2 separate regions of the Homo sapiens genome follow, and region 1 is linked to region 2. Evidence: read pairs that join two places in POLR2A ChIA-PET (ENCODE). Cell type or tissue: OCI-LY7. All regions are shown on one strand. Each heading gives the region's core, and the rest is flanking DNA. Links, peaks and the distances in the headings are about the cores only. Region 1 overlaps PXK (PX domain containing serine/threonine kinase like). Region 2 overlaps PXK (PX domain containing serine/threonine kinase like).

Region 1 (11,896 bases), core at 4,542-9,541, 55 kb after region 2:
AGTTGCTGTCCTCCACAGCCAGAAATTCTTACAAAATTTAAAAGTAGACCAAATTTGAGTAGTTTACTTAAATACACTTCTGTGAAAATTCAGGTGGCTTGTCCATTTGCCAGGCTATCTGAAATTTCTGGGAACTTTTTGCAAAATGCTTTAGAGCTTTGGAAGCAGGAGGATGTAAAGAGAAGTATGGCCTGCATGAGTGTGATGCAGAAGCTAGAGCCAGGCAACTTGAAGCCAGTCTTGAGGACCCAGGCAGGTGTCAGACGTCAGATCAAGACTGAAGTGAGACTTGTAAGAAACAAGAGAGGCCAGGCATGGTGGCTCACACCTGTAATCCCAGCACTTTGGAAGGCCGAGGTGGGTGGATCACATGAGGTCAGGAGTTTGAGACCAGCCTGGCCAACATAATGAAACCCCATCTGTACTAAAATTACAAAAATTAGCTGGGCGTGGAGGTGCATGCCTGTAATCCCAGCTTTTTGGGAGGCTGAGGCACGAGAATTGCTTGAACCCGCCTCTTGGGAGGTGGAGGTTGCAGTGAGCCGAGATTGCGCCACTGCACTCCAGCCTGGGCGACACAGTAAGACTCTGCCTCAAACGAAAACAAAACAAAACAAGAATGCCATAGGCCAGAAGCCTAGTAGATAAGAGCCTAGCAGGCCCAGACCTAGGGCAGGCAGGCAGGAATGCAGACACCAAGACAAATTGGATCCAGGAGCTCTTACAGCATTACCTGCGGGGGCTGAGGGGAGCTGGAGGACAAGTGAGAGCACCTTTAGGAAGGAGGGATGCAGGAACTGGTACAGACTCATCCAGGACCCTTTCATCCCCTCCACAGCCAGGCTGGCACCCACAGCTGGAGCAGAGAGAGGGGAGGGCAGGGTGGCTCTTGGACCCCTGTGCCTTGGAGATACTCAAGTCCACCCTTCACCAAGCGTTATTGTGTCAAAAGAGGCAATTCAAGAGAACAGGCCCTGGGACTATATTGTGTTGAATTTGAACCGCTGAAACTGAACAGTGACCTGTGGGTAGAAAAATCTGGCTGCTCCTGTTAATAGCATCCAAGGTGTTGGATGATGAGATATCAACAATTGGCATTTTGTGTGCTGGTTTTGATGAAAAGCAGGCAAGCAGCAAAATGTCTTTCAAGTTCAGAATTTTACTTCTGTGTAGTGTTTACATCTCTTTCAAGAGAACAAACACTTTTATGAATGATATCTTGAATCCTTCCTCCAGTTATCTTTGAAATATATTTAGCTTTCTGTCAGCATGTAGTTTCTAAACCATTTCTTTTGAGTCATCGGTAACGCCAGTGTTGCCAGCATTCCCCCACCCCACGTATGCCATCTGTCTGTGTGTGAAGATTTTTGACACTGTCCTGATCAGCCCGCAGACAGTTATTGCAAAGTGGTGTTAAACTTTTCATCAGCAAGTGGATTTGCCAGCGTGTTCTGTGGAACTAAAATGTGTATCTGTTCATTTCAAGTGGCCGTGTTGGAGTCTACGCTGTCTTGTGAAGCCTGTAAAAATGGCATGCCTACCATCTCCCGGCTCTTACAGATGCCGTAAGTCAATCATATGCGTTGGTTGTAATCTTGATAACTATGTTGAACACCAGACCACTGTGTCCAAGCACCTGGTACTGTAGTAAAGATTCTTGCGGTCCCTGCAGAGTTGGCGTGGCCTGCTTGCTGATGGGCACTTGCAGCATGATATCCTCACCCTTTGTTTGTGACCTCTGTGCTCTCCTGGTCTGATGGCTATCCTTTAACATCTGTGTCATTTTCACGTGTATCTCCTCACTCAGCGTTAGCATTGTGTGTACGTACATTAGCATTGGGTGTGCGTATGTGTCGCAGCCCCCAGCTTAGGAAATACTGAAGGAGGGCCCTCTCAAGTGGCTCCTTTCTGACCCTGCATCAGCAAACCAGTTGGCCCCCAGCTGTGCATAGTTCACAAGTCACAGGGCCTTGAAGGGTCTGCCCTCCAGGAAGAGGGCAACGTGTTTCTGAGCACCCATGCTTCTGCTTGTGAATTTACTCACTGGGTACTATTTATTAAACTCTAGCATGTACCAGGCACTGTTCTAGGGTCTTGGAGCTCAGAAGACATTTTCTCTGAAACTGGATTATGAGTAGATAACCAGGGCAGCTGAAATAGTGCTGTGGGGCCTTCCCTTCAGGTGCATTTTCTGTTCTTTCATGGAAAGGCAGCAGAGTGGTTAAGAAGGGTGTGCCTGGGGTGGGACAGACCTGGAGGTGGATTCCAGCTTCACCACTTCTACCTGGGTGACCTTAGACAAATTTCCTAACCTCTGGAAGTAGAGTTTTGTGAACTGTGAAATGGGAATGATAATAAGTTCCCACCTCAGAAGGTAGTTGGGAGGATTTAATGAGGTGATTCCTAGTAGGGACCCGGCACTTAATATGTGCTCATTAAGTGTTAGTTATGCTTACTACTGAATCAGCTGATCTTTTTTGAATATCACACACCATGCAGTGTATCTGGTGCTTTGTCTGCACCAGCGTATTATATAACAGATATACTCTGAAAACAATAATATGGGGAAACGAGGCAGGGGACAGCTTGAAGGGCATGTAGCCAGAGTTCAGAGAAGGTAGAGATAACTTCCGGTTCCTGGTTCTTTCTTTCCACAAGTGTTTAGAGAGGGCCTTCTGGAGGCCAGCTGCTGTCCTAGGCACTGTAATGAAAAGAGGAAACCAAGCCCCTGCCCCGTGGATGTGACATTCTACTGTTCCACAGACACTGAAGCGTCTGTCGCCAAACCAGCAACCATTAATAATAATGTAATAATGTGGGCCGGGCAGTGGCTCATGCCTATAATCCCAGCACTTTGGGAGGCTGAGGCGGGTGGATCACTTGAGGTCAGGAGTTCAAGACCATCCTGGCCAACGTGTGGTGAAACCCTGTCTCTACTAAGAAAATATAAAAAATTAGCTGGGCATGGTGGCACACTCCTGTAATCCCAGCTACTCAGGAGGCTGAGGCAGAAGAATCACTTGAACTGGGGAGGCAGAGGTTGCAGTGAGCCAAGATCTCAGCACTGCACTCCAGCCTGGGTGACAGAGCAAGACTCCGTCTCAAAACAAAACAAACAATGTGAATATGGAAAAACAGACCCAGTTTGGAAAACAACTTTCACACAAACTTTTCTAGCAAAATGCACTTGTACTTAGGAAATAGCCTATATACAGGTTGATTTACTTGAGTTTGCATTTACACTCCCCATTCCAAAGCTCTTACATCTTTCTCTCAGTCTTCCAGTCCTTAAGTGAATCCAAATATTTTTTTCTTCACCTAAGTCTTTCTACGATGTGGGCTTCAGCTATGAGAAGAGCTCCTGGACAGGCGTAAACCATGTTCAATTAAAATGTGTCCTCTGGAAGTAAAGAGATGTGTGGCTGAGGGACAGGCGGGGCCCTGAAGAGCCCTGTGGGGAAAGCTAATCCTGTCATTTCTACTTGTGATGAAGTTCCCATCTTTAAAAAAGAGTAATATAGCTGGGCGCGGTGGCTCACACCTATAATCCCAGCAGTTTGGGAGGCTGAGGCAGGTGGATCACTTGAGCTCAGGAGTTCAAGACCAGCCTGGCCAACATGGCGAAACCCCATCTCTACAAAAAATACAACAACAACAAAATTAGCTAGGCGTGGTGGTGTGCACCAAGTAATAATCCCAGCTACTTGGAAGGCTGAGGTGGTAGAATCGCTTGAGCCTAGGAATTTGAGGTTGCAGTGAGCTGTGAACTCACCACTGCACTCCAGCCTAGATGACAGAGTAAGACCCTGTCTCAAAAATAAAACAAAGTGAGGGGCAGGCGTGGTGGCTCATGCCTGTAATCCCAGCACTTTAGGAGGCCAAGGCAGGTGGATCACAAGGTCAGGAGATCCAGACCATCCTAGCTAACACGGTGAAACCCTGTCTCTACTAAAAATGCAAAAAAATTAGCCGAGCGTGGTGGCGGGCGTCTGTAGTCCCAGCTACCCAGGAGGCGGAGTTTGCACTGGAGCGCGCCACTGCACTCCAGCCTGGGCGACAGAGTGAGACTCCATCTCAAAAAAATAAAATAAAATAAAAAATAAAACAAACTGGGGGCGCAGGATATTCAGCCAGGCATACTGGCACATGCCTGTAGTTCCAGCTACTCAGGAGGCCAAGATGGGAGGATTGATTGAGCCCAGGACTTCCAGGGCAGCCTGGACAACATAACAAGACTCCATCTCTTTAAAAAATAGGGGAGGGGCAGGAGGCATATTCAAAGAAAGACTCACTTATAGCTGTTTGGGTGCTACCCAAGCAACCATTTCTATTCTTTGACCTGTTTTACCCAGCAGTTCAGAGTTGTTCATGCTATTGCTTTCCCTCTTTCCCTCTCCTCCTCCTCTCTTCTCCTCTTTTCTTTCCCTCCCCCTCGCACTCCCCCTCCCCCTCTCTCTCCCCCCTTCTTCTTTTTGAGAGTCTTGCTATGTTATGCAGGCTGATCTTAAACTCCTGAGCTCAAAGGGTCCTCCCACCTCTAGCTGTGGAGTAGCTGGGACTGCAGGCGAATGCCACTGTGCCCAGGTCACCCAGTTCATGCTATTGTTTTTTTCTTTTCTTTTCTTTTTTTTTTTTTAGATAGAGTCTTGCTCTGTCACCCAGGCTGGAGTGCAGTGGTGTGATCTTGGCTCACTGCAAGCTCCGCCTCCCGGGTTCAAGTGATCCTCTTGCCTCAGCCTCCCGAGTAGCTGGAACTACAGGTGCGTGCCACCATGCCCGGCTAGTTTTTGTATTTTTAGTAGAAACAGGGTTTTCACCATGTTGGCCAGGCTGGTCTTGAACTCCTGACCTCAGGTGATCCACCTGCCTCAGCCTCCCAAAGTGCTGAGATTACAGGTGTGAGCCACTGCACCCGGCCCATGCTATTGTTTTTAATAATATACTTTTTTTTTTTTTTTTTGGTCACATGGGTAATTTTAAAATCATTTTTTATTATTTTTATTTTTAACTTTTAGGTGTGGGGGTACATGCGAAAGTTTGCTACATAGGTAAACATGTCATGGGGGTTTGTTGTACATATTTCATCACCCAGCTATTAAGCCCAGTACGCAATATTTAGTATTTCTGCTGCTCTCCCCACCTCTCCCCCTAAATAGACCCGGTGTCTGTTGTTTACTTTTTTGCAATAACATACCCTTTTTTTTTTTTTTAAGATGGAGTCTTGCTCTGTTGCCCAGGCAGGAGTGCAGTGGTGCAATGTCGGTTCACTGCAGCCTCTGCCTCCTGGGTTCCAGGGAATCTCCTGCCTTAGCCTCCCAAGTAGCTGGGACAATAGGCACGCACCACCACACCCGGCTAATTTTTGTATTTTTAGTAGAGATGGGGTTTCACCATGCTGCCCACTCTGGTCTCGAAACCCTGACCTCAAGTGATCCGCCTGCCTCAGCCTCACAAAGTGCTGGGATTACAAGACATGAGCCACCGCACCCAGCCAGTAACATATTTTTGAAGAGAGAATTGATTTACTCCAAAAGCTACTACTTTTAAAAATGAAGTATGAGAAATACTTAGAAGAAAATTACTTTCCTGTTAGATTCCAATCAGGACAATTCCTTTCTACTTACTTGAACATTTTTATGTTACTGAACTCTAGAATAAATTTTATCCTCTTCTGAGGCAAGAAAAATAGCAGAAAACTATTCTATTTAGAAATATCTACCGCATATATTATTTGCGATATTTTTGCAAATTAGCATTCGCAAAAGTAATTTCTTAAAAATGCAATATTGCCCATAGCAGGGAAACCCCCTCTAGTACACAGCTGGCCCAGATACCCTAGTAACACAGTGGGAAGGGGGTCACACTGGGCCACCTGCAAATCCCTTTGCATTTGTTAATGAACATGGAATGGTGGATTGGGCCAGGGGCTGGAGGATGTGGTGCAGGGAAGGGAGACCTCATGGGCTAAAGGTGTCTTAATCTGCTTTCATCCTAGTCTGAGAGTGCACGTGGTTCAAGAAAGATTTTTGTTTGTTTCTTTTCTTTACAGATTATTCAGCGATGTTTTACTAACCACTTCTGAAAAACCACAGTTTAAGGTAAAGACAATTATATCGTTTTTTGGTTTGTGACATAACTAAGTTGACTTTGAAAGTTAGCTGTATTTTTAGCCAAAAAAAGAAAAGATATATAATAGGGAAAATTGGGAAATAACCTAAATGTCCTACAATTAGGGGCTAGTTTAATAATTTATGGTACATCTATTTGATAATATAATTAAAAGTGAAATTGATAAAGACATTGTAGTAATATGGAAAATGATTTAGATTTGTGCTTAGGTATAAAAAAATAAGGTAATGTGTAAAACAACATATCTGTCTAGAAACAAGCCTGGAAGGAGGTCTTCTCCTGGGAAGCAGTGGTGTTATGTGTCATGGAAAGAGAATGGGCTTCGGAACCCAAAAAACCAGAATGATATCTTACTTTGTTCCTACAATATTAGCTGTTATCTACAGCAGGGTTTTTCAACCACGGTATTTGACGTTTTGGGTGAGATGATTCTTTGTTGTGAGGGCTGCCTGTGCACGGTAGGATGTGAAGCAGCATCCCTAACCTCACCACTAGATGCCAACGATACTCCTTGCCCCCTCTCCTGCACTGTGACAACCAAAAGTGTCTCCAGACATTGCTAAATGTCTCCTGGGGGGTAGTGTACAAAATTGCTCCCAGTTGAGAGCTACTGACCTATGGGCAAGCACTTAATCTTTGAGTCTGCATGTACTCATGTGTAAAATTGGTGAGTAATGCATGTCTGTTGTCATTAGACAACTGAGGTCATCTACGGAAACTCCTTGTTCAGGCCATGGCTCTTGGCAGTGCTCACTATGAGTGCGATTTGGGTAGGAGGATAAAAGGTAATTCTCCCTCTCCTTTCTATATTCCAAAAGAACATGTAATACTATTAGGATGAAAATAAATTTAGAAAACAAAAAAAAGAAAGAAAACCAAGGGAGGGTTTAGAAGACTGTGTCAGTGAGAGAGGTGCTTTCCTCTGTTCTGTTTTGCCAGTTAGAGGAATTCTGACAATAATAGCTTCTTTGGATCTGAAGTAGGAGAGAAAAAAACATTTAAATTTAATGTCTTCTTCACTGAAGCATCTTAGCAAATTTCTTCAGCCTTGTCAATAAATATATTCTCCTCCAACCCTGACAGTCTGGCCTTTAGGATTCAGGAGTTAGTACTAGACCTCGCTCTTCCCCTAAGCCAGAGAGCCTATGCAGCAAAGATAGTATGATTTTAAAATCCAACATTAGTTCTTGTATGTACACTGACTTTCTGGAAAGATATACAGGAGACTGGTAATGTTGGTTTCCTCCATGGAAGTAGGTGGGAGACTTCACTGTGTATGTGCCCTTTTATACCTTTGGGATTTTAAACCATGTGACTGTATTACCTACTTACAGCTTTTTTTTTAATTTGAAATTTTTACAGAATAATAAAGACAAAAAGTTCAACATGATCTGGGGGTCTTATCTTCCAGGACCAGACTCCTCATGATTTAAAAAGCTAATAAATTAAGAAATGGCCCGGGCGTGGTGGCTCACGCTTGTAATCCCAACACTTTGGGAGGCTGAGACAGGTGGATCATTTGAGGTCAGGAGTTCCAGACCAGCCTGGCCAACATGGCAAAACCCCATCTCTACTAAAAATACAGAAATTAGCCAGGCTTAGTGGCAGGTGCCTGTAATCCCAGCTACTCGGGAGGCTGAAGCAGGAGAATTGCTTAGACCTGGGAGGCAGAGGTTGCAGTGAACTGAGAGCACACCACTGCACTCCAGCCTGGGCGACAGAGTGAGACTCTGTCTCAAAAAAAAAAAAAAGGAGAAATGATGGAGGCAGAGGTTGCAGTGAGCTGAGATCATGCCGGTACACTCCAGCCTGGGGAACAGAGTGAGATTCTGTCTCAAAAAAAAAAAAGAAATGATAGGCTCAGAAACAAACTGGGCTGTTGTTTGGAATGTCTCCCAACAGGGAAAGCTGGGAAAGTTTAATCTTACAAAATTCAGAACATAAATCTCTCACAAAGAAGATATCTCTGAAGTTATAATAACTGGTTGAATTTATGTATGTTCCAATAAGCTTTATATAATTTTTTAAATATTTTTTTTTCTTTTGAGACGGAGTCTCGCTCTTGTCACCCAGGCTGGAGTACAATGGCATGATCTCGGCTCACTGCAACCTCCGCCTCCTGGGTTCAAGCAATTCTGCTTCAGCCTCCTGAGCAGCTGGGATTACAAGCATGCGCCACCACGCCTGGCTAATTTTTGTATTTTTAGTAGAGATGGGGTTTCATTATGTTGGTCAGGCTGGTCTCGACCTCAGGTGAACCACTCACCTCGGCCTCCCAAAGTGCTGGGATTACAGGTGTGAGCCACTGCACCCGGCCAATTTTTTTAATTTTTAATTTTAATTTTTTTTTTTTTGAAGTAGGCGATTTTTTGTTGCCAGGCTGGAGTGCAGTGGTGCAATGACGGGGCTCAGTGCAGCCTCAAACTCCTGAGCTCAGGTAATCCTCCTGCCTCAGCCTGTTGAGTAGCTGGGACAACAGGCGCGTACCACCACACCCTGCTAATTTTTTAATTTTTTTGTAGAGACAGAGTCTTACTGTTGCCCAGGCTAGTCTTGAACTCTTGGCCCCAAGTGGCCTCCCAAAGTGCTGGGATTACAGGTGTGAGCCACTGTGCCTGACCTAATTTTTAAATTTTTAATTGTGATAAAAAATACAATATAAAATTTACTCTCTGAACCATTTTTAAGTGTACAGTTCAGTGGTGTTAACTATCTTCACATTATTGTATAACAGGTCTCTAGAGCTTACAACCTGAAACTCTATACCCATAGAATAATGACTCCCCATTTCTCCCTCCCCACAGCTCCGGGCAATCACTATTCTACTTTGTTTCTGTGATCTTGACTACTCTAGAAACCTTATATAAGTATTTGTCCTTTTGTGGATCATTTATTTCACTTAGCATAATGTCCTCAAGGTTCATCTATATTGTAACATGTAACAAGATTTCCTTCTATTTTTAAGGTTGAGTAATATTCCATTGTATGTATATGCCACACTTTTTTTATCCATTCATCTGTTGATGAACATTTAGGCTGCTTTTACCTCTTGTCTGTCATGAATAATGCTGCAGTGAACATGGGTGTGCAAATATCTTTTTGAGATCCTGCTTTTGATTCTTTTGGATGTATACCCAGAAGTGGAATTCCTCATATGGTAGTTCCATTTTGTAGTTTTTTGAGTCACCTCCATACTGTTTTCCATAGCAGCTGTACTACTCTACATTTCCACCAGCAGTGTACAAGGGCTTCAGTTTCTCCACATTCTCACCAACATTTATTTTATTATTTTAATAGTGGCTATCCTAATGGCTGTGAGGTGATGTCTCATTGTGGTTTTGATTTACATTTCTCTAATGACTAAAGACATTGAGTGTCTTTTCATATGTTTTTTGGCCATTTGTATATTTTCTTTAGAGAAATGTCTATGTCTTTTGCCTCTTTTTAATTGGGTTACTTATATTTTGTTGTTGAGTTGTTGGAGTTCCTTTATATATTCTGGATATTAACCCCTTATCAGACCTATGATTTGCAAATATTGTGTCCCATTTCTTGAGTTGTCTTTTACTCCGTTTTTCTTTGTTGCACCAATGTTTTATTTATTTATTTATTTATTTATTTTTCTTTTTTTCTTTTGGAGACAGGGGCTCGTTCTGTTGCTTAGGCTGGAGTGCAGCAGCACAATCTCAGCTCACTGCAACCTCCGCCCTCCCAGGTTCAAGTGATCTTCCTGCCTCAGCCTCCCAAGTAGATTACAGGCGTGCACCACCACACCTGGCTAATTTTTGTATCTTTAGTAGAGACGGGGTTTTGCCATGTTGGCCAGGCTGGTCTTGAACTTCTGACCTCAAGTGATCCACCCACCTCAGCCTCCCAAAGTATTGGGATTACAGGCGTGAGCCACCTTGCCCGGCTGCACCAAAGTTTTAAATTTTGATGAAGTTTAATTTTTTTTCTTTTATTGCCTGTGCTTTTGGTGTCATATCCAAGAAATCACTGCCAAATCCAGTGTCAAGAAGCTTTTCCCCTGTGTCTTTTCTTTTAGGAGTTTTATAGTTTTAGGTCTTATGTTTAGGTTTTGAATCCATTTTGAGTTAATTTTTGTTTATGGTGTAAGGTAAGGGTCCAACTTCACTCTTTTGTATGTGGATATCCAATTTTCCCAGCACTGTTATTGAATACACTGTCCTTTCCCCCATTGTATGTTCTTGGAACCCTTGTCAAAGATTATTTGACCATATCCACAAGCATTTATTTCTGGGCTCTCTCTTCTTCTTTTCCATTGGTCTGTGTATCTGCCTGCATGTCAGTACCACACTGTTTTAATTACTGTAGCTATGTAATAGGTTTCAAAATCAGGAAATGTGAGGCCTTCAACTTTATTTTTCTTTTTCAGATTGTTTTGGCAATTTACAGCCCTTGAGGATTACTTGCATTACTTGAAACATATCATGTTTATTTATGTTTTAGTTTTATGTGTTCATTGCTAAAAAATGCTAGAGAAGTGAGTGTGTTAGGGATACCAAAAGTGGCTGGGGTAGGATTTGAATGGACAGCTTTAACTGATTTTATTCCAAATGACTCTTTTTTTTTTTTTTTGAGATGGAGTCTCGCTCTGTCACCCAGGCTGGAGTGCAGTGGCGTGATCTCGGCTCTCTGCAAGCTCCGCCTCCCGGGTTCACGCCATTCTCCTGCCTCAGCCTCCTGAGTAGCTGGGACTACAGGCGCCCACCACCACGCCCGGCTAATTTTTTGTATTTTTAGTAGAGATGGGATTTCACCGTGTTAGCCAGGATGGTCTCCATCTCCTGACCGCGTGATCCGCCCGCCTTGGCCTCTCAAAGTCCTGGGATTACAGGCATGAGCCACCGCGCCCGGCCGAAATGACTCTTGATAACCACCTGCTCCTTCATTTACTCCAGGACTTGGAAGTATCTCCAGCCACCTTTTTCAATAGATGATGTACTTTTCTCTCCTTTCAGATCCCTACAAAGTTAAAAGAGGCATTGAGAATTGCCAAAGAATGTATAGAGAAGAGACTAATTGAGGAACAGAAACAGGTAAATTGATAACGGTTCCTCTTTGCCTTTTAGTGTCCCCATCCTCTGCCGTGGTTTTTATAGTGATTGACCTTTGACTGTTCCCTCTGCAAATATTTTAAGCATACTTACTCTCAGCCAGCCTTTAGGCTAAATGCTTCCCTGCAGAGCTGAATACTTGACAGTCCTGCCCTCAGTCCTGCCTAGTCTATGTGGGAAACAAACATGTCCAGGAAGGGCAGTCTGGGTTTCTGATCAGAGCATGCCGGCCGGTGATAGTTGCGGGCATGCATGGTCCATGCTGTCTCACCACATTCTTCTTCTGTAAAAGAGGGAAAGGCAGGAAGGCATTAGGGGCATGAGAAAGGACCTCTTCCTTTGGCATACTCCTCTACCTGGCATCCAGACCCGAGCCAGGAAGTAGACAGCCTGAGCAAGGAAAGATTTTCTTTTATCCCAATAAAATGTGGTTTGCCAAAACATGTTGGAGAAGATTTTCATTAGGAAGCTGCCTTATGTGGGATATGCTTACATCTTATGGTCTTTTAAAGATTCACCAGCATCGAAGACTGACAAGAGCTCAGTCCCACCATGGATCTGAGGAGGAAAGAAAAAAAAGAAAGATTTTAGCTCGAAAGGTAAGCCTGCTGTCTCTCTGCAGTCCCTCTATGAGTTCTTGAGTACATGTGAAGAAAGTTCTAGGTTAATGGTGCCCATTTAATGACAGA
Region 2 (11,896 bases), core at 3,494-8,493:
TTCAAACTAGCCCAGTCCCTGGCACATAGATAGTAAGCCTACAGCAAACATTTGCTGAATAAGTGAATTTGAGAATGAATGCCATTATTGGAGGTAAAGCTCTTATGTACTGCTGCTGACCATTGTACCTGCCAAGCGGGTTACGGGGTACTTCTGCCTCTTGTCTGCCAAGCTGGATATAATTTTCCTTCCTCTGAAATTCCCATAGAGTATATCTGCCTCAAAGGTACACTCATTTTATACACCTATTATTTCTTACTACCTTGTTTTCTGTTTATAACCCCCCTCCCCCAGTCACACACAGGTAAAACTGTATATAATTGGGAAGAGCGACAATGGCTTAATGACCTTGGACAAATTGCCGCTTGATTTCTCCAGCCTCAGTTTCTTCATCTGTAAAGTGAGGATAGAAAGAGTATGTTAGGACTGCTGTAAGGATTAACCGAGCTCATCCACATGGAGTATTCAGAACAAAGCCCAGCACATAAATGTCATTTGTTTTGTTGTTTATTACTGTTGTATTTGCCAGAGCACTGGCGTACTACTTAGTGCTTTTTTGGCATTCAAATATATGTTTTGAATGGGAAAAGGAAAATTATTTATTTAAAAGTTTGTCTCACTGTCAACTGTGATTACTTTGCTAATATGTGGCAAAAAACATCAGTGACACCTCCAAGAGTAGGTTTCCCCCTGTTTTTTCCTTTTTACCCTGGAGTAACACGTTTTGACAGCCATGCTTGGGAGATGCAGCTCAGGGCCTCCTTACCAGGCTGCAGAGCTGGCTATTGGTGTTCAGTGGTGACGGAAAAGACAAGTGGTCGGCTGGGCACAGTGGCTTATGCCTGTAATCCCAGCACTTTGGGAAGCCAAGATGGGCAGATCACCTGAGGCCAGGAGTTCGAGACCAGCCTGGCCAACATGGTGAAACCCCATCTCTACTAAAAAATACACAAATAATTAGCCAGTTATGGTGGTGGGCACCTGTAATCCCAGCTACTCAGGAGGCTGAGGCAGGAGAATCGCTTGAACCTTGGAGGCGGAGGCTGCAGTGAGTCGAGATTGCACCATTGCACTCCAGCCTGGGCAACAAGAGTGAAACTCCATCTCAAAACAAAACAAAACAAAACAAAAAACAAGTGGGCAGGCCATAGGGCTCAGCCATGAGCTCCCGGAGGCCAGACCTGAAGGGAGGCAGCCCCCAGCAAATGCCCATTTCAGCTCTTCCCCTCTCAGTTTTTGTTAATCCCTAAAGGGGTTCCAACATCAGTACATAGACATTTGATCTCAGGAACATTAACAGATACTTAAAAAGAGTCTTCTGCGTGCCAGGCACTGTACTGCCTATTAAGATAAAAAGATGAATGAAGCAGGGAGCTGACATCCTAGTCAATATAGCAGCCACAAAAGCAAAGATGAAGCAAAGTACTAAAGGGCCCCTCTGCCTGGGAGAGCAGGGCACAGGGGAGAGGCTGGTCAGGTCCTCCCTGGGGCTTAGGGAACTCGGAGTGGTTAACAGAGGAGCCAGCATTTTAGAGAAAACGTTCTAAATCAGTATGCCTCAGCCTTTTCTAACTTGCAAACTCCTTTCATAGTAATAGGGAATGGTACAGACTCTCTGGAAGTTATTTTAAATATAAAAATATTTTATTTAGATCAGTATATTACTAAAAATTGTTTGGGATCTGAACTATATATATTTTTAAATTGTGTTCAGAGGAATACAACTTAAGGCCCTGAGAAACAGCATCTTCAGACAACTTGTAGAATTACCGTTTTTATGATAATTCTCACTTGTATTTCTCACTAACTTCTCACTAACATGTGTTTTGTCATTGGCATTGCTTGAGCCTACATTTAGTCAGCGGTTTATTATGGATGTAAATGAAATCATATATGACTAAGAGCAAAGTCAATTAAAATACTGTGTAATGGTAAAAACTGTGATAAACCAACTGAGTTATGAGCATACTCATGACTTCCACAACTCATCCCATGCTTCCTGTGTGCCCATTTGGAAGCTCCTACTCTATTCTAGGTTAAAGGGAAAAAATATTTATGTTATTGTTTTATCGATATTTAAGTTATTATTTTTGAAAAGTAGAAACAGAAGCCTTATAGCCTTTAACGTATATATCCTGAAACACCTTCTGGGGCACCTCGTTGTTCATCCTCTTCCAGACTCTTAGTAACCCACCATAAGGATCTCAGTTTAAAAATCTGAAGAATGATTCTTCTCTGAGGTCAAGGTTGCATTTGTAGACTTCAGGAGTTCATTAGTTCATTCAGCAGATACTGCTGTGAGTATGCCCTGTGTTCCTGGCATGGCCTAGGCACTTGGGGTACAGGTCTAAGCAAGACAGACTTGGTTCCTGCCTTCTTTGTTCATTCATTCCAACTGGGTTTATTGGTGAAGATTCTGGGGTGGGGTAAAAGATGGAAAAGAAAGGTTAGAGCCAATTGTGGGGCCTCTTGGATGCCAGGCTAAGGAATCTGAACAACAGTGAGGGGGGGTTTGGGTGGAGGTGTGGCTCATAAAAGTGGCATTTTAGGAAGCTTAATTTGCTGTCTGTGTGCAAGGTGCAGTGGAAAGGGTGAAGGAAGGAGAGAAGAGAGTCAAGGATGCTAATGGAACAGTGAAGTTAGAGAGGCCACAGCTCAGGTCTATGGCAGGGAGAGGGGAGGAACACAATAGAGGAAAAGTCTGCCAAGTAGAGGCCACAAGGGAAACAGAGGCATCAGGAAATTATTAGAGAAGTAGTACAAGGTAGATGAAGGGTAGCTGGTTTTCCCAGGAAGATGATGAGTCTGTTTGGTTTTAGACACCTTGAGTAATACTGAAAAGGGAGTGTTACTTGTCATAATAGATGACATTGTTTAAGCTTTCACTATGTGCCAAGCCAAGTGCTTTATAGTAATTCTATAATTATTTTTCTTTTTTCTTTTCTTTTTTTTTTTGAAACAGAGTCTCACTCTGTCACCAAGCTGGAGTGCAGTAGCGTGATCTTGGCTCACTGTAGCCTCAACCTTCTGGGCTTAAGCGGTCCTCCCACTTCAGCCTCCTGAGTAACTAGGACCACAGCCTCATGCCACCACATGTGGCTAATTGTGTCCTTTTTTTGGGAGGGTGGGGTGGGGGGCACGGAGTCTGGCTCCGTCACCCAGGCTGGAGTGCAGTGGTGCGATCTCGGCTCACTGCAACCTCCGCCTCCCAGGTTCAAGCCATTCTCCTTCCTCAGTCTCCTGAGTAGCTGGGACTACAGGCGCGTGCCACCATGCCCGGCTAATTTTTTTGTATTTTTAGTAGAGATGGGGTTTCACCATGTTGGCCAGGGTGATCTCAAACTGCTGACCTCAAGTGATCCACCTGCCTCGGCTTCCCAAAGTGCTGGGATTACAGTTGTGAGCTACCGTGCCCGGCCATGTTCATTTTTTATAAAGACGAGGTCTCACTATGTTGTCCCGGCTGGTCTCGAATTCCTGGGCTCAAGGGATTAGATAATTCTTTCTCTCTCTGTTTCTCTCTTTCTGGTCAACTTTGTTGAAGTAAAATTTACATACAATGAAATTCACCTATTTTAAGTATACAATTTGATAAATCTTGACAAATATATATATACACACCCACTTTCATCGCTCCAGTTGTTTCCTTGGTGCCCCTTTGCAGACCCTGCCCTCCTTCTGGTCCCTGGGAACTACTGATCTGCTTTCTGTTACTATTGTTTAATCCTTTCTATTAATAGAATGTCATCTATAAGTGGAATCTTATACAATATAGTCTTTTTTTGGTCTGGCTTCTTTTACTTAACGTAAAGCTTTGAAATTCTTCTATGATGTTATATGTTTCTTTTTATTACTGAGTAGTATTCCATTGTATGGATTTAACATTTGTTATCCATTCACCAGTTGGTAGATATTTGGGTTATTTCCAGTTTGGGGCTATTATAAATACAGCTGCCATGAATATTTGGGTAAAGTCTTTGTGTAGATATATTTTTTCATTTCTCCTGAGTGAATGCCTAGGAATGGAATTGCTGAGTGATAGGCTAAACTTTATAAGAAATTGCCAAACTTTTCTAGATTTTTGTTTTACCTTCATGATAGTTTGAATTGCATTAGTTATTATCCCAGTTTTGTAGTTGAAGAAAATGAGGTGCAAAAAGAGTAAGATTGAAGGTTTCTATGAGGCTAATGAACTTTGTTTTGTTTTTTTGAGACTGAGTCTCACTCTGTTGCCCAGGCTGGAGTGCAGTGGTGTGAAGTTGGCTCACCGCAACCTTCACCTCCCGGGTTCAAGTGATTTTCCTGCCTCCCAAGTAGCTAGGACTACAGGCGCGTGAGACCGTGCCCGGCTAATTTTTGTGTCTTTTCAGTAGAGGTGGGGTTTTGCTATGTTGGCCAGGCTGGTCTTGAACTCTGACCTCAAGTCATCCACCTACCTCTGCCTTCCAAAGTGCTGGGATTACAGGTGTGAGCTGCCGTGCCCAGCTGACTAGTGAACTTTGAATGAAAGAGGTAAGAGTTGGCAGCCATCCCTAAGCTGATCTGTTGTCAGGGCCTACAGAGTGGTGGACCTGATTGATGGCTCCACTAAGCATTGGTTGAAAGAGGACAAGCTAGTGGTCTCCTTCTGAACCACAGAACCAGACAATGATTTGTGTGACCGTTTTCTCAGTTCTTCCATTCTGGCTGCATAGGGATGGAGTTAATTCACTACATACGACAGAGGCCTTAGGGCAGTGCTGTCCAATGGAAGTATAATGCTAGCCACATATGTAACTTTACATTTTCTAGTAGCCATGTTAAAAAAGTAAAAAGAAACAGGTGAAATTAATTTAAATAATATATTTAACCCAATATATCCAAAATATTATAATTTCAACATGGAATCATTATAAAAATTATTACTATGTTAGGTGCAGTGACTAATGCCTGTAATCTCAGCACTTTGGCAGGTTGAGGAGGGAGGATTGCTTGAGGCCAGGAGATCGAGACCAGCCTAAGCAATATAGCAAGATCTAGTCTCTACAAAACTTAAAAAAAAAAAAAAGTCAGGTGTGGTGGCATACCTGTAGTCTCAGCTACTCAGGAGGTTGAGTAGAAGAATCCCTTGAGCCCAGGCAGTGGAGGCTGCAGTGAGCTATGATTGCACCACTGCACTCCAGCCTAGGTAACAGAGTGAGACCCTGTCTGTACTTTTTTTTAATTAATATGTTTTGCATTCCTCTTGTCATAAAAGTATTTGAAATCTGGTGTGTATTTTACAATTACAGCATATCTCAATTGGGACTAGCCACATATCAGATGCTCAGTAGCCACATATTGCTTGTGGCTACTAGGCAGCAGAGATACAGACATTAAAAATATTTGCCAGGCATGGTAGCTCATGCCTGTAGCCCCAGTTACTAGGGAGGCTGAGGTGGGAGGATCACTTGAGCCCAGGAGTTCAAGGCTGCAGTGAGCTATGGTTGTACCACTGCACTCCAGCCTGGGCGACAGAGCCAGACCCCATCTCCAAAAGAAATTAAAAATAAAATCCCAAATGTGTTGTTATGGAGAGAGATCCATGTTATATTAAGTGAGAGAAAAAGCAAGTCATAACACACTATGTTTAGTATGCTTTCATTCTCATAAATATCTTTTTTTTTTTTTTTTGAGACGGAGTCTCACTCTGTCGCCCAGGCTGGAGTGCAGTGATGTGATCTTGGCTCACTGCAACCTCTGCCTCCCCGGTTCAAGCGATTCTCCTGCCTCAGCCTCCTGAGTAGCTGGGATTACAGGCTCCTGCCACCACGCCTGGCTAATTTTTGTATTTTTAGTAGAGACGGGGTTTCACCATGTTGGCCAGGCTGGTCTTGAACTGCTGACCTCAAATGATCTACCCTCCTCGGCTTCCCAAAGAGCTGGGATTACAGGCATGAGCCACAGCACCTGGCCACATTTTCATAAATATCTGTGTTTATACCTGCAAATAAACAGTCTGTAACTGCACACTATCCAGTATTTTAGCCACTAGGCTAATAAAATTAAGCTAAAAATTCAGTCCCTTCGTCACCCTATCCACATTCCAAGAGCTCAGTAGTCCCTTGTGCATAGTGGCTACCATATTGGATATCAAGCCTTAGGTCACTGCTCTCTTCAAACTGCTGAACTGGTTGAGAAAGACTGAGCTTAACGGATAGAACCTGCTAGCCCTGCAGCCATTGGGGTTTTGTGACTACTGAGTCCCAGAGCCTCTGTGGTTTTTAAGAGTAACACACAGGAAGGAAGCTCACTGAGGTGCAACCGTTATTAGTACCTTGGGGAGTTTAACAGGAGCACAGTGTAGAAGCAAAACAGCTTTGTGGAGGACCCTGTTCCGTTTTTGTACAACTGAAATTAACTACTATTCAAATTGCTGAGGATCACATAAACCTGATGTCCACTTTAGGCATGTTCTTATAAAAATGTTCCTTTCGACTGCTTCTTAACTGCCTAATGTACATTATGGGGCTTGCTTAACATTTTGGAGAAAAAATAGTTTCTTACTTGTACATAACTTCTAGGTGGTGCTCACATTACATTCAGCTCCAGCAGTTTGTGTCCATGTAGTAGGAGGTAGGCTGCAAAGTATAGGGGTATTAAAACCAGGTGGTTGTGGTATTCTGAGAGCTCTATTGCTATAGTAACTCATATTCTCCAGGCCCGGGTTCTTGTCCTTACTCTGCCCTTCACCCTGTCAGCTTCCCCCTGACTTGATAGACTGGTTCTGCCTGTCCAGCTGCACTCTGTTCATCAAAATGAGTCCTTGGAGCATGTGAAAGTATTGTGTCCAAGGGCATAGAAGGTAGGAACCGCTGTGCCCCTGGGTCAGACTGGCCTGGGGTGGAGTCTATTCTCATCACATACTAGTGGTGCGCCCTTGTTTAAGGCATCTACCCTCTCTGAGCTTCAGGGTTTTTGTTGTATAAGAGATGTAGTGACGCCTCCCTTCAGACATTGTTGGGAGATGGAGTAAACTGAGGGCTAGAAGGCAGAGAGTAAGTGCCCCATAAGCAGAGCAGTTATACCTCCCTCTCTGAAGATATGTGTCTGCATGGCATGTGTACTGTGGTCACTTCCACAGTTGGTTATGAAATTGGAGCTAGTGTCTCAGGATGACACAGCAACCTTCTCAGAGTAGGAAGGATAGATTTATATGTACGTTATCCTAAGTGATGGTGACCATTATTAAAACCAGTAGGGACTTCTAGCTTGACTTCAGCCTATAGTTTCAAGCTTCTCTCCCACTAAATGCTTTAGCAGCCCTGTTACAAGTAGAAGAGCTCCTTTACTTTACTTTCATCTTCTGTTTTCCCAGTCTCCCCAGCACAGAAAGTACTGATGAGTAGTAAAATGACCAAAAGCTCCCTTGTCAAAGGAAAAAAGGTGCATTTATCATTGATAACATACCAGGCTCTTACCCAAGCTCAGATGATCTCAATCTTTATTACTCAGGATTCCTTATTTAATTTATTTTATTTTTCCAAGAAAGGGTCTCACTCTATCGCCCAGGCTGGAGTGCAGTGGTGCAATCACGGCTCACGGCAGCCTCCATCTCCCTGGGCTTAAATGATCCTTCTTGGGCTTCAGTGATCCACCCGCCTCAGCCCCCCAAATAGCTGAGACTACAGGTGTGCGCCACCACAGCTAGCTATTTGTGTGTGTGTGTGTGTGTGTGTGTGTGTGTGTGTGTGTATTTTTTGTAGAGACAGGGTTTCACCATGTTGCCCAGGCTGGTCTTGAACTCCTGGGCTCATGCAATCCACCTGCCTCATCCTCCCAAAGTGCTGAGATTACAGGTGTGAGCCACCGTGCCTGGCCAGGATTTCTTATTTTAAAGTATCATGTTTTAAATTACATGTGTAGCAAACTGAGAAACTTTTCCAAAAATTGTTTTTCCTGATTGTAAAAATAATTTATGCTCATTGAGGATAACCTGAAAAACGTAGGAAAAAAAAAATAGCCAAAAGTGGGCATAGAATCTAGGACAACAGAGGCTGGAGTCATGGTACTCCTTCTTAGAAATCAGAGACTGATACAATTGTTTCTCATATTTAAAGAGAATGGCTGCTTTTTGTTTTTTCTGGGTGCTCTTCACAGTGCTGCCACCGTCTTCTGTGCTTGCTGATTAGAGTCGTGATATACTCACCTGCAGACACTTTGTGTTTGCTATTTTCTTAGCAGGGAAGAAAACAGTTACAAAGCTGGCCATTGTGCTGGCTGCTCTAAATATACTGTCTTCTTTCATATTCACCATGACTCTGAAGGTGTGATTTAGCAGGTGAGGAAACTGAAGCACAGAGAAGTTAGGCTGCAAAGCTAATAAGCAGTCGTTGGGCTTCGTTCCAGATCTCTGTGACTGGAAAATGTGTGCCCTCCCCTGCTGGGGACTTGTGGCTGTGCTATGGAGGAGGGATGGCACATTGTGGCTGATCATGACACAGTGACCAGCTCCTCCTTCAGGTTCCAGAAGGGCTCCCAGGGGGCCTGTCTTTGAGGCAGTGGAAAAGGGGGAAGGTAGAGGAGACATGGCCCAGGAGGGAGCGCTTCAGTCTCCAGCAGGTACTCAGGTCAGTGCCAGTGAAGGGCGTGAGGGATGAGGAGCTGGCCACCTCAGATACCAGAGCCCAAAGAAAAAGCATCATTTCCAGCGGATCCGAGTTTCTATGTTGTTGTCTATTCTAGCCTACTAAACATGTAGTGGGTAGTTCTCTGAGATCATGTTCACTTCATCCATTTGTAGAGTTTTAGGACATTGTGAGGATTATTGAACAAGTGAAAGTTATATTTCGTTTTTAATTACTATTTAATTGAGCTTCAGATTTTTAAAGTTTGGTATTTTTTTTCTTTACTTTGATGTAAGATGGAATTACTGGGTTTCCATTTTAGCAAATTATGTAATTTGCGTGGGTGTCATTTAAGGGTCATTATACTATAGAATGCTGCAGGAAGTGGCTATTTAAAAAGCTGTATCCATTCTGTAGTCATGTTTGAGGTCAAAAGGATTTTGGAGTGCTTCTTTGCAGTGTTTTTCTTCTCTGGAACATCAGCTGTCTTTGAAGTCGGTGTGGAGACCAGCTCTCCTGGTAGGGCAGGAGACCATCCCACAGCGGAGAGTGTAGACTTCAAAAGGCCCGGAGAAGGGAGAAGAGAAGCATGCATGATCATGACGCTCATCTCACTGCAGGGATCAAAGCGTGTTTGCAATGTGTGCTTCATCTCTTCTTTTGCTAAAGTTAAAGCACATGATTCTATGAATTAGATTTTTTTTTTTTGAGACAGAGTCTTGCTCTGTCACCCAGGCTGGAGTGCAGTGGTGCGATCTCGGCTCACTGCAAGCTCCGCCTCCCGGATTCACGCCGTTCTCCTGCCTCAGCCTCCCGAATAGCTGGGACTACAGGCGCCCGCCACCACGCCCGGCTAATTTTTTGTATTTTTTAGTAGAGACAGGGTTTCACCGTGTTAGCCAGAATGGTCTTGATCTCCTGACCTCGTGATCCGCCCGCCTCGGCCTCCCAAAGTGCTGGGATTACAGACATGAGCCACTGTGCCCGGTCTCTATGAATTAGATTTTTAAACAAAATTTATTTCATGTGGCTGAAAAGAAGATGCGTTTGGCTTTATTCATCTGCCAAAATTTAGGTTAATACGGTAATGATTCTTCAGATGCCTTTAAAAACCCTTAACATTTTCATTTGTTTTGGGGCAGTTTTTGCATATTATTAGATTGCAGAAAAATTGAAACAAAACAAAGGTAGGTTCTAGCACTGAAAATCTGCAGATGAAACGACAGTAAATAATGACTACTTAGCAGAGCAAGGAGTAATCACTAATTCTAAGTGAAATATTAAGGACTGTAAGTGGCCAGGCAGGTGGCCAGTGAGCTAAGCAGAAGTCCTGCAAGCTGAATTCTATGAGAATTTCCTCAGAAACCTTGCTGTCCTCTAGGATGATGTGGACTGCTGCCTATGGCTGCAGCTGTTGTGCTGTGTGACACTGTGATTTTGAATAGGTAGAACAGCGAAAAGAGGGGCATAAGTAAGGGATATTTAGGTTATAAACAGTCTGACTGGGTAGAGGAGGGTTTGCATGGGAAGAAAGGGTTAGGACAGTTTGGTCAGGTGGTAGAAGAATTTGGAAGCTAGGCTGAGGAATTTGGATTTACCCTGTGAGCCAGTGGGAGCCATGGAAGGTCCTGGAGCAGAGAAGTAGCGTGGTGGTAGATTCCAGCCAGGTCACTTGTTTTCAGCATTCTTTTCAGGCCTTCCTATGAAGAGAAAGTGCCAGGGGAGAAGTGAGTTTCGGAGTGAACCCAGAGGGGTGGTGTGGCTGATGGGCACTGGAGACAAACAGGCCTGCCTCCTCTCCCAGATCCACCACTTTCTAGTCAAGGCATCTATCCTTCAGAGACTCATTTCCTCCAGCAGAGGGAAATAGTTCTTTCTTGCTCCTTTAAACGGCATTGGCAGATAGTGTGAGTGGTGCCTATGGGAGCCACCACTACAGAGCCCAGTGTGAGGGATTTCTAGAGGCTCAGGTTAGATACCAACCGTACCCCCAAAAAGACAGACGAGCTGAGTCCTTAAGAGGAGGTGGGGAGATATGGGTGAGAGTAGAGGAGATTATGAGGTTTGGTTGGTGGTTGCGTCATCTGTTTCCTTCCACTCATGCAAGGTTTTTTATTTTTGTGGTGTGGAGCTGCTTCCTAGTTTTTTTTTTTTTTTTGAGACTGAGTCTCTCACTCTGTCACAGGCTGGAGTGCAGTGGCCTGATCTCAGCTCACTGCAACCTCCACCTCCTAGGTTCAAGCGATTCTCCTGCCTCAGCCTCCTGAGTAGCTGGGATTACAGGCGCCCACCATCGTGCCTGGCTAATTTTTTTGTATCTTCAGTAGAGATGGGGGTTTCATCATGTTGGCCAGGTTGGTCTCGAACTCCTGACCTTGTGAATCGCCCACCTCGGCCTCCCAAAGTGCTGGGATTACAAGCATGAGCCACCGCGCCTGGCCCGATTTCTTTAAGAGGTTTAGAACAATGGTTCTCACCCCTGGCTGCACATTAGTATCAACTGAGGAACATTTAAGACCTGCTGGCCAGGTGTGGTGGCAGTGGCTCGCGCTTGTAATCCCAACACTTTTGGAGACTGAGGCAGGTGGGATCACCTGAGGTCAGGAGTTCGAGACCATCCTGGCCAACATGGTAAAATCCCGTCTCTACTAAAATTGCAAAAATTAGCCAAGCATGGTGGTGTGCGCCTGTAGTCGCAGCTACTTGGGAGGCTGAGGTACGAGAATCGCTTGAACCTGGGAGACAGAGGCAGAGGTTACAGTGAGCCAAGATTGTGAATTTTACTCCAGCCTGGGCAACAAAGTGAGACTCTGTCTCAAAGAAAAGGAAAAAAAAAAAAAGAAAAAACAGAAGACCCGCTAATGCCTGTGCCCAGGCCAGACAAATTAAATCAGAATCTGTGAGGGCACAAGTGTAGGTATCTTTTCAAGTTCTCTAGGTGATTCTAGAATGCAGCAGGGTTGAGATGCTCTGCCTTAGGGGTAGAGAGGTGGGAACACTGACAGGTTCTGCAAAACATCTCTGAACAGCTGCTGGTGTCTTTTTCTGTACTTCAAGTTTCACGGCACATCTGATAGCTGTGCCGAAAGGGAAGAGAGAATTACGTGGGCTAGGCTGGTTTGAAGGTTTGCGTAAGTTTTGGCTTGAGCGACTTAACACGTTTATTTCAAAGTAATTTGTGTTTGTAGCCTCACTAAAGTAATTTGGGGCCAGAAAGGTTCAAAATACGTTTTCCTACTTAGTTTTCCTAAAATTTCACCAAACCGAGGTACCTTTGAGTACCTACTACTGTGCAGTGAAATCCCACATAC

The links. Peaks named below come from ENCODE experiments on the same cell type or tissue, not always from the same donor. Only the 100,000 strongest peaks of a DNase experiment are listed, where the experiment ranks them.
Region 1: POLR2A ChIA-PET joins it to region 2 with 11 read pairs; 7 of 35 experiments call an interaction of 5 or more read pairs at or near these places.

Annotation. Positions count from the first base shown.
Region 1 is chr3:58,397,813-58,409,708 of GRCh38, forward strand. It overlaps PXK (PX domain containing serine/threonine kinase like), which reads left to right. Exons shown (of 18, transcript NM_017771.5): 12 at 1,487-1,565; 13 at 6,050-6,098; 14 at 11,112-11,189; 15 at 11,720-11,806. Among named protein-coding and RNA genes, the nearest start is that of PDHB, 30 kb to the right of the region's middle. RefSeq lists an enhancer at 1-193. In OCI-LY7, for the core only: no CTCF peak of the experiment used is centred there; no DNase peak of the experiment used is centred there; H3K27ac peaks cover 747 bases.
Region 2 is chr3:58,343,722-58,355,617 of GRCh38, forward strand. All of the region lies in intron 1 of PXK (PX domain containing serine/threonine kinase like), which reads left to right. It overlaps LOC105377106 (a long non-coding RNA gene), which reads right to left and starts at 10,622. Exons shown (of 3, transcript XR_940876.3): 1 at 10,574-10,622; 2 at 10,184-10,285; 3 at 8,806-9,248. RefSeq lists an enhancer at 5,785-6,064. In OCI-LY7, for the core only: no CTCF peak of the experiment used is centred there; DNase peaks (open chromatin) are centred at 6,250, 6,660 and 8,400; H3K4me3 peaks cover 4,104 bases; H3K27ac peaks cover 5,000 bases.